Regions from separate parts of the Mus musculus genome. Here region 2 is linked to region 1. The links are chromatin contacts, found by POLR2A ChIA-PET in ENCODE. All regions are on one chromosome and are shown on one strand. Each heading gives the region's core, a stretch centred on a gene start or an enhancer-like site at or near the end of the contact. The rest is flanking DNA. Distances are from core to core; before and after follow the strand shown.

What was found. ChIA-PET counts read pairs that join two places held with the same protein, here RNA polymerase II (POLR2A).
Region 2: POLR2A ChIA-PET joins it to region 1 with 13 read pairs in embryonic stem cell. The contact joins the enhancer-like site here to the promoter of Ifrd1 in region 1. POLR2A ChIA-PET finds 5 or more read pairs at or near these places in 3 of 5 experiments (Patski and embryonic stem cell).

The regions. Positions count from the first base shown.
Region 1 is chr12:40,221,408-40,225,127 of GRCm38, reverse strand. Ifrd1 (interferon-related developmental regulator 1) reads left to right here and starts at 1,939. Exons shown (of 12, transcript NM_013562.2): 1 at 1,939-2,259. The coding sequence starts at 2,172. Mir1938 (microRNA 1938) reads left to right here and starts at 2,317; the gene lies at 2,317-2,416. It overlaps Gm7008 (predicted gene 7008), which reads right to left and starts at 1,764. Exons shown (of 3, transcript NR_045157.1): 1 at 1,575-1,764; 2 at 406-459.
Region 2 is chr12:40,470,021-40,473,740 of GRCm38, reverse strand. The region is part of intron 1 of Dock4 (dedicator of cytokinesis 4); the gene reads right to left. Among named protein-coding and RNA genes, the nearest start is that of Dock4, 26 kb to the right of the region's middle. Within about 2 kb of position 2,025, at least 1 of the 3 ENCODE cell types and tissues checked has a DNase peak (open chromatin) inside an H3K27ac peak, as active enhancers do.

The DNA of each region.
Region 1 (3,720 bases), core at 690-3,189:
AAGAAGCACTGTATGATATGGTAGGCTCTGAACAGGCTGTCCAAGAAAAGCCCCTGTGTACACATGAGTGGATACAAAAAGAACACACCCATCGCAAACTCTGGTAAGGCATCATTTTCAAAGTCTAGACGCTATTACACCTGGGTGATGGGGTTCACAGAGTAGCAAGTTACTGTTCTGTATATCAACTTATCTTGAGAATTAAGCTTGTGGTTATAAGGTGTGTCAACATGTATAGCTCTTTGCCTCACCTACTGAGAACCCTCACTTCATGTCAGATTTCAGGTGTGCCTGTCCAGACACAAGGGACTCAGTGGGGGCCTGTGTCCATGTCTGCGTCCCAGTTTGGTAGCCATGCTCTGTGCAGTTTACTTGTTCTTCAAGAGAACACAGAGTAAAGCAAACCTTGAACGTTGCTCTTCCAATCGAATCTTTGTGAACAGTCCATCTGTGATCGATCTGTAGGAACAGAGAGTGGCAGCAGAGCGTTACCAAGTCAAAGACTTGTGAGGACGAAGCTTCGTGAAGGTGATAGTGTTTGAGCTGGTCTTGATAGACAGAGATAATTCTTAAGATGAAGATGGGGGGTGGGTTAGGGCATTCATGAACAATGAAGTCAAAGTAACAAAAAGAGCCCTGTACTGGAAACGAAGACCAGTTGAGTTCAGGAGAAGAACAAGATATCTAGAAAGCAGTGAGAGAGGCTAGGTTAGGAGGACTGGCAGTCTGTGAGGTTCTGGAACAACTATAAACATAGGTGGATTAGTCAAACAAGACACTTGAGTAAATAATCAGCCTTCCTGGGCATGAAACATTGAAATGGGTGACCTGGTATGAACTGAAGCTATGTATGGCTAGAGATCAAGATACAGCCCTGAGTTTCATTTTAAAATCAATTGCTGGGGGGGGGGCACTATGAACAAACTGAATAAATTACGGTGAATAAATTACAGAATATGGGGGAAGATAATATATTAACTATTAAGAATATGGCAGTAAAGAAAAGGAGAGAAAAATTTAAGTTGGCTTAAGGTACAAGAGGGACATTAAGACGGAGAAAGACTTACTATCATCACTTGAAATAGAATGAAGCCGAGGTGAGAGGTGGAGTGCAGAGTGAGTCACTTGCACGAGTCAGTGAGTTTGTTCTGTCATATGGACAGTATAGGAACCTACTAGCAGCTCCTGAAAACAGGACTGGGTGTTGCGACACGGAAAACAGATCAACGGGAGCACCTTGAGAAAATAAACCCCTTTGCGACTGTTGATATAACTCATGTATGTTTTGCCAGCTGCGAACTTCTCATAAACTCTTATCCCAAACTGACCTCCAAACTGGCAGGTGGAATCAAGGTCACATCTTTGTAAGAAAATCTGAGACTGAATCATCAGTCTCGTTATTTGAGATATTAGTCTAGAATATGAGGTCCACGAACAATACAAGTTGAAGTAGCTGAAAGCATACTTTTTTTGGAGGGTGGGGAGCCCACGTCCCTAAACCCACAGGAGGGTATGGTTGTGCTTGGACAGGGGCCTCATATTAGCAGGGGAAAGGTTGTTACACGTGATCTTACAAGCTGACGTTCATCAAGCTGCATAACTGCCGCATGGCTCATCGCGGTGACTACCCGGGTGAATTCCAGGGCGGACGCCTCGTTGGGACGAGGTCACGACGCAATCGGACTGGGAGGAGCCCGGAGAAGGCCGCGCCCTCTCGCTAACTACATCTCCCAAAGCTCCACGCGGCCCTAAGGCATAGCAGCCCAGGCACCGAGGGCAGACTGAGGCTCTGGGAATGGGAGTCCGAATGCAGGCACCGCCCCAGTGGACGCCGCGGTGGGGAGATCTGCAGCGATTGGCCAGCGAGCGATGGAGGCCCGCCCACGCATGGTGACGACAAGCCGCCGTCTGGCTACTTAAGGCGTCGTGGTCTGGCCACCCCGCCTTCGCTCCCGCGCTAGAGAGAAACATGTATCGTTTCCGCTCGCAGCTCTTCACGGGGATTTCTGCTGCTGCTGCTGCCGCTTCTCACCCGCGCCGCTCCTCGCCTCTCTTGTTAGCCCGAGACTCGCCTCTCAGCCGCCCGCCGCACAGACGCACGAGTAGACAGTGCAGCTCCATCGGCTGATCCTCGCTGAGCTCCAAGTGTAGGCGGCACCGGGCGGCCCACGATGCCGAAGAACAAGAAGCGGAACGCTCCCCACCGCGGTGGCGGGGGTGGCGGCGGCTCCGGGGCAGCGACGTCGGCGGCCACGGCAGGTGAGGGGTGTCCCCACGCCCGGGAGCCGGCTGGCCGGCCGAACGGGAGACCCCGGCCTGGGGCGCGGTGGGACTTGTAGTTCGGTCTTCGCTTCGGACGCCCAAGTCTGCATAGCGCGTGGTACGGCTGAACTGCAGTTCCCATCATGCCCTGGGACTCGCGCTTCTTGAGCTGGCACGCGGGAGCAGTGCTGGAGCTCCGGCCCTGGGGGCGGGGAGAACTGGGACCTTGGGCCGGAGGGAGAGTCAGAATAAGGGTGACCAGGACTTGGCGTTCTTCCTAGACGTCGCTGCCTGCTGTCCGGTTCTTTATCGAGCTAGAGATGGGGCGGAGCGCCGGTGGCTTGCCGCTGTTGCGCTGCCTGTGGCGCTCCCTCCAACATGGAGTTCTCGGGAGTGTCAAACGTCCAGCGGGCTTGGACCGGCTTTTGCGTCACGAGGCCTGAGCTTTGCGTGATGGGGCCAGGGTGACGCAGAGGCACGAGTGGCTTCCATCCCGCTGTTTTCCTGCGCGTCTCGCAGGTCCTCTAAGGCGGGGTAGAGGCGTCGGAAGCCATGGCCACCGCCCCACCCTTAGCGTGGCTTCCACTCCTAACCCGGTACCTGCAGAAACCGGGAGCCCCCGCAGCCCTTGTGCTGCCAGCCTAGCGACCGCGTTCTCCTTTGTGCTGCATTCTATAGGTTCCATGCAGTGATAAGAGGTGGTGAGAAGCCGAGGTTGCAATTGGCTGGAAAGTTAGGGATAAGTTTTTTTTTTTTTTCCTTCCATGCTAAGACAAAGCTTTTTCTGGATGGTTAATTGCTGAACTGAATGTACGATTCTCTTAACATATGGTTGAGAAGAAAAAAAAATGATTGCAGCCGAAGGTCCCTTCTACAAGACTGCACACAAGACATAAGTCGAGTAGTATTGAAATGGGTAGTCATCTCACTAAGTAATTGTTAAGATTATGGAGTTGAATATTGGAATGCCCCCAGTCGTTCCACACCAAGATAATAGCCATTAGGTATTTGTTGACCTAGCTACTACTCTTTGATCATTCGAATGATATTAGAAAAGTAAATGACCAGTTTTCATGTTAAATATTGGAGACTGGCAATGCAAAAGTTTTCCTCCAGGGTCTGGAGAGCTGAAAGCTCTTGATCATGTGTTAGGTGATAACTGGCTGGGTATGGACTATTACAAATAGAAATGTATCTTTAGATATTTTTTCCCTTTCTCCTGAATGCGTGGTGAAATTCATTGTGAAGTTATGAAATACTGTTCATGTAACCTAGTTGTGGTTGAATCAAGGCTCCTGCTACTTCTGTTTAAGCTTTCCCTCCTGAATAAATACCGGAGTTCTTTCATAAAGTCTTACTAGTCTTATTAAAGTTTTCATTTTAAAAAGATGAAAACAATGGAGAAACACTGACAATTTGGAAACAGATGTTAACAGAGGTCTCCACCTCACAGACACC
Region 2 (3,720 bases), core at 776-3,275, 250 kb before region 1:
CTGGGCTGTGGTCCTCCTCTGACCTAAATTGCTTTAGGTTACAGGGCCAGTGGGGTAAGGGGTTGACAGGAGGGGACACAATTCTCCTGCTAGCCAAGTTCTAATTCTAGCCATCACTGTTCCACAGCCACACTCTTGGGGCACCCAATCAGAGCCAGAATAAGTAGCTAGGGAAAGCAGGTGGGACTCACGCAATCTGTCCAGCTGTCAGTCAAGACAAGAAACAAGGTAGAAGAGAAGGTACTCGGCAGTCAGGCACCCGGAGCTCAGCCACTTCACCCCACACTCAACCCATGAGCTCACTGAAGAGAACAGGCATGTTCAGGGTAGTATAGCCAGGGACCAAAGAACCGTCCTGTAGCACAGGATTTCTTCTGTAATCCAGGGATGAGAAGAATAGAAGCTTCCTCGTGAGATTAGTTGATAATGCTTTTGAAGCAGTTAGCCTGGGGCCGGGCAAAGAGATCTGCTCATCCGCGGGAGCTCTTCTCACATTAGCTTTACATATTTGACCATCTTTGTTAAATCAACTTGTAAATGTCAAACTCAATAAGAAAGATGGGTTTACATAAAAGAATTTTTCAAAGACTCACTTAGAGGCTATCCAGATCTTTATTGACTCAGAAGTACTGTCCACGGGAAAGAAAAGACAGCTGCTCAGAAGAAATGCTGAACTTTTTTTCATGCTATATTGGTAGCACAGAAGCAATAGGTCACCAGTCCACATCTGCTGTGTGTGTGCATGTGTGAGTATGATCTGTGTGTGTGTGTGTGTGTGTCTGTCTGTCTGTCTGTCTGTCTGTCTGTCTGTCTGTCTATGTCCGTACCCTAGGACCTTTATGGCCACTGAAATGGTCTGAAGGAAAATTGTCCCCACAGGCTTATTGGGACTGTCGTTATTCGAAAGTGTGGCCTTGTTGGAGGAAATGAGTTTCATTCACTTCCTGCAGCCTGCCGATCCAAATGTAGAACTCTCAGCTCATTCTCCACCATCGTGTCAGTCTGCATGCCGCCAAGAAAAAAAAAAAAAGAAACATTTTCCCTTTGCCTCGGTCATCCCAAGTTCCTTCATCGCGCTCGCTCTTTTCCACTCTACTCAGAATCACAGAAAAACCTGTCACTTAATGGAGCTTGCCAAATCATTCACTTGTACAGATCCCGATGGGGTAAACGAGCACATGGAATCCGAACACCATCAACTACAAAGGTGAGCTGAGAGACGCCGCAACGCCAGACACGACATGCAGCTCTGACAAAATGTAATGCAACTTTTAAAACCTGTCTGTTTTTCTTTAGCAAACTCCTCAAAGGTTATTCTAAACAGCTTTTGGCGATTACGATGCGCATTTAGGGTGCCAGGTGTTTGCTAAAAGGGAGGAAGTGTTTCTAGGAGAATCCCAGAAGCATTGCCACCAGGTCAGAGTAGAAATATATTATTGGTTAGGGAGTGTCAGTGAGGCATCCAGCACAAACAGGTTTTTTAAAGAACTAGATATGTGAACACAAACACACCAGAAGCAAATGAAAAAAATGTCTGGCATTCAAAGAATCCCTTCGAGGAAGACGCGGCCACTTCAAAGGGAAGTTGCTCTAGAATCACTACACCATTTTTGACACACAAGGTCATCACAAAAATATTTTCTTCCGCCCCTGCAGAAACCCAGTTTAATTGGAAATATGGAAATAAAGGTGGGAGTTCTGTCCAGATTTAGGAGACAGGAGCTTTATTTAAAACCACTCGAGATCAGGAATTTACCCATGAAACAGGCATCTCAAAGGTGGGATGAATGTTAAACGTACGCTCCTATAATTTTAGCATGAACACTTTTCCAATTAGAGCCTTGATATATTATGTGACTGCTGACATGTTGTTAGTAAACTGACAGGCTGCCAATCCAGATTCTAAGGGAGGCGGCACAGGAAGGTAGTGCTCGCAACATCAGTTTCCTGACTTGCAGTCATTCCAAAAGTCTGAATGAGAACATGCCTGGAAAATAAAATTCCAAAGGGGAAACTAAAGTACAAGAGCTCCAAAGTGAGCCACTGAGCAGGCATCAGTGTAGGAACGGATAATAGCTTCTCCTTCAGAAAGCTCACCCAAAAAGAGAAATAGCGCCTGCCGTGCACAGGGTTGCAGAGCTGCAGACCCAGTCGAGGCAGAAGGAAGTATAGCCCAAGCTGGGTCTGCTGCAGGCTTCAGAACCCTTCAGGGAACTCTGCACTCCCAAAGCATACAACAATCCAGAAACAAGAGAACCCAGAGGGGAAACAACCAGTAGACACAAAACACCTTACTTCCACTGGCAAGCCACCTTCCTTTTTTTTTTTTTTTTTTTTTTTTTTTTTAATATGGAAAGATAATTTGCTTTAATACTGAACAGGGCCCAAGCTTTGCTTTAGCTTTTGAATATACTGAGATCTTTTCTTTTCTTTTCTTTTCTTTCTTTCTTTCTTTTTTTTTTTGTATTTTTTATTTATTAGATATTTTCTTTATTTACATTTCAAATGCTATCCCACTCTGGAAGTCAATCTGGCAGTTCCTCAGAAAATCGGACATAGTACTCCCAGAAGATCCAGCAATGATATCCTCCAGATACATCTTAGGCATATACCCAGAAGATGTTCCAACTGGTAATAAGAACACATGCTCCACTATGTTCATAGCAGCCTTATTTATAATAGCCAGAAGCTGGAAAGAACCCAAATGTCCCTCAATAGAGGAATGGATATAGAAAATGTGGTACATTTACACAATGGAGTACTACTCAGCTATTAAAAACAATGAATTTATGAAATCCTTGGGCAAATGGATGTACCTGGAGGATATCATCCTTAGTGAGGTAACCCAATCACAGGTCATTAGATAAGTGGATATTAGCCCAGAAACTTAGAATACCCAAGATACATTTGCAAAACACAAGAAAATCAAGAAAAAGGAAGACCAACGTGTGGATACTTCATTCCTCCTTAGAATAGGGAACAAAACACCCATGAAAGGAGTTACAGAGACAAAGTTTGGAGCTAAGACAAAAGGATGGACTATCCAGAGGCAAGACACCTTCTAACTCACAGGTTCACACAACCAAAACGTGGCTCTTGTCAGTCGGAAGATAGGTGTAAGCTACCCAGGAGGGAATCCATGGTCTCTCTGAGGAACTCAGAGTGAAACAGAAAACTAATCTGACTGTCACGGGTGTCACTCCCATGATGACAGCATGCGTCTCATGTCTACGTGCATGAGACATTGCAAACTCCAGTCCCAGTGCCAGCTCCTTTCTTTTAAGTGGCTGGGGTCCTCACGGTTGCACCCAGCACTTTGTACCCAAGCACTGCTCTCTCAAATTAACTGACACACAGTGGTCATCTTCCTTGAGTTAACAAAAATGGCTCAAAATAGCACACATTTCCAAGAGAAAATTTTGTTTCCTTGCTTAAAAAAAAAAAAAAAAAGATTCTTGACATAGTGGTCTCCACCTGACTTTAGCTTTGGAGTAAATACAGAGATTTGATAAACTAAAAGATTACTATACTAATTCCAAACACTGATTTTACCCACTTAGTATACTGACATCACTTTACAAACTAATACAATAATAGAAATAATTTGACATGAGTTAGAAAAAAAAGTGCACTTGTGGGAGTATAAAATGTTACAGTCTTTGGTAAGATGTGTAATCATCTACAAAATAGTTAAGGAAGTATTCATTTGACCCCAAATTC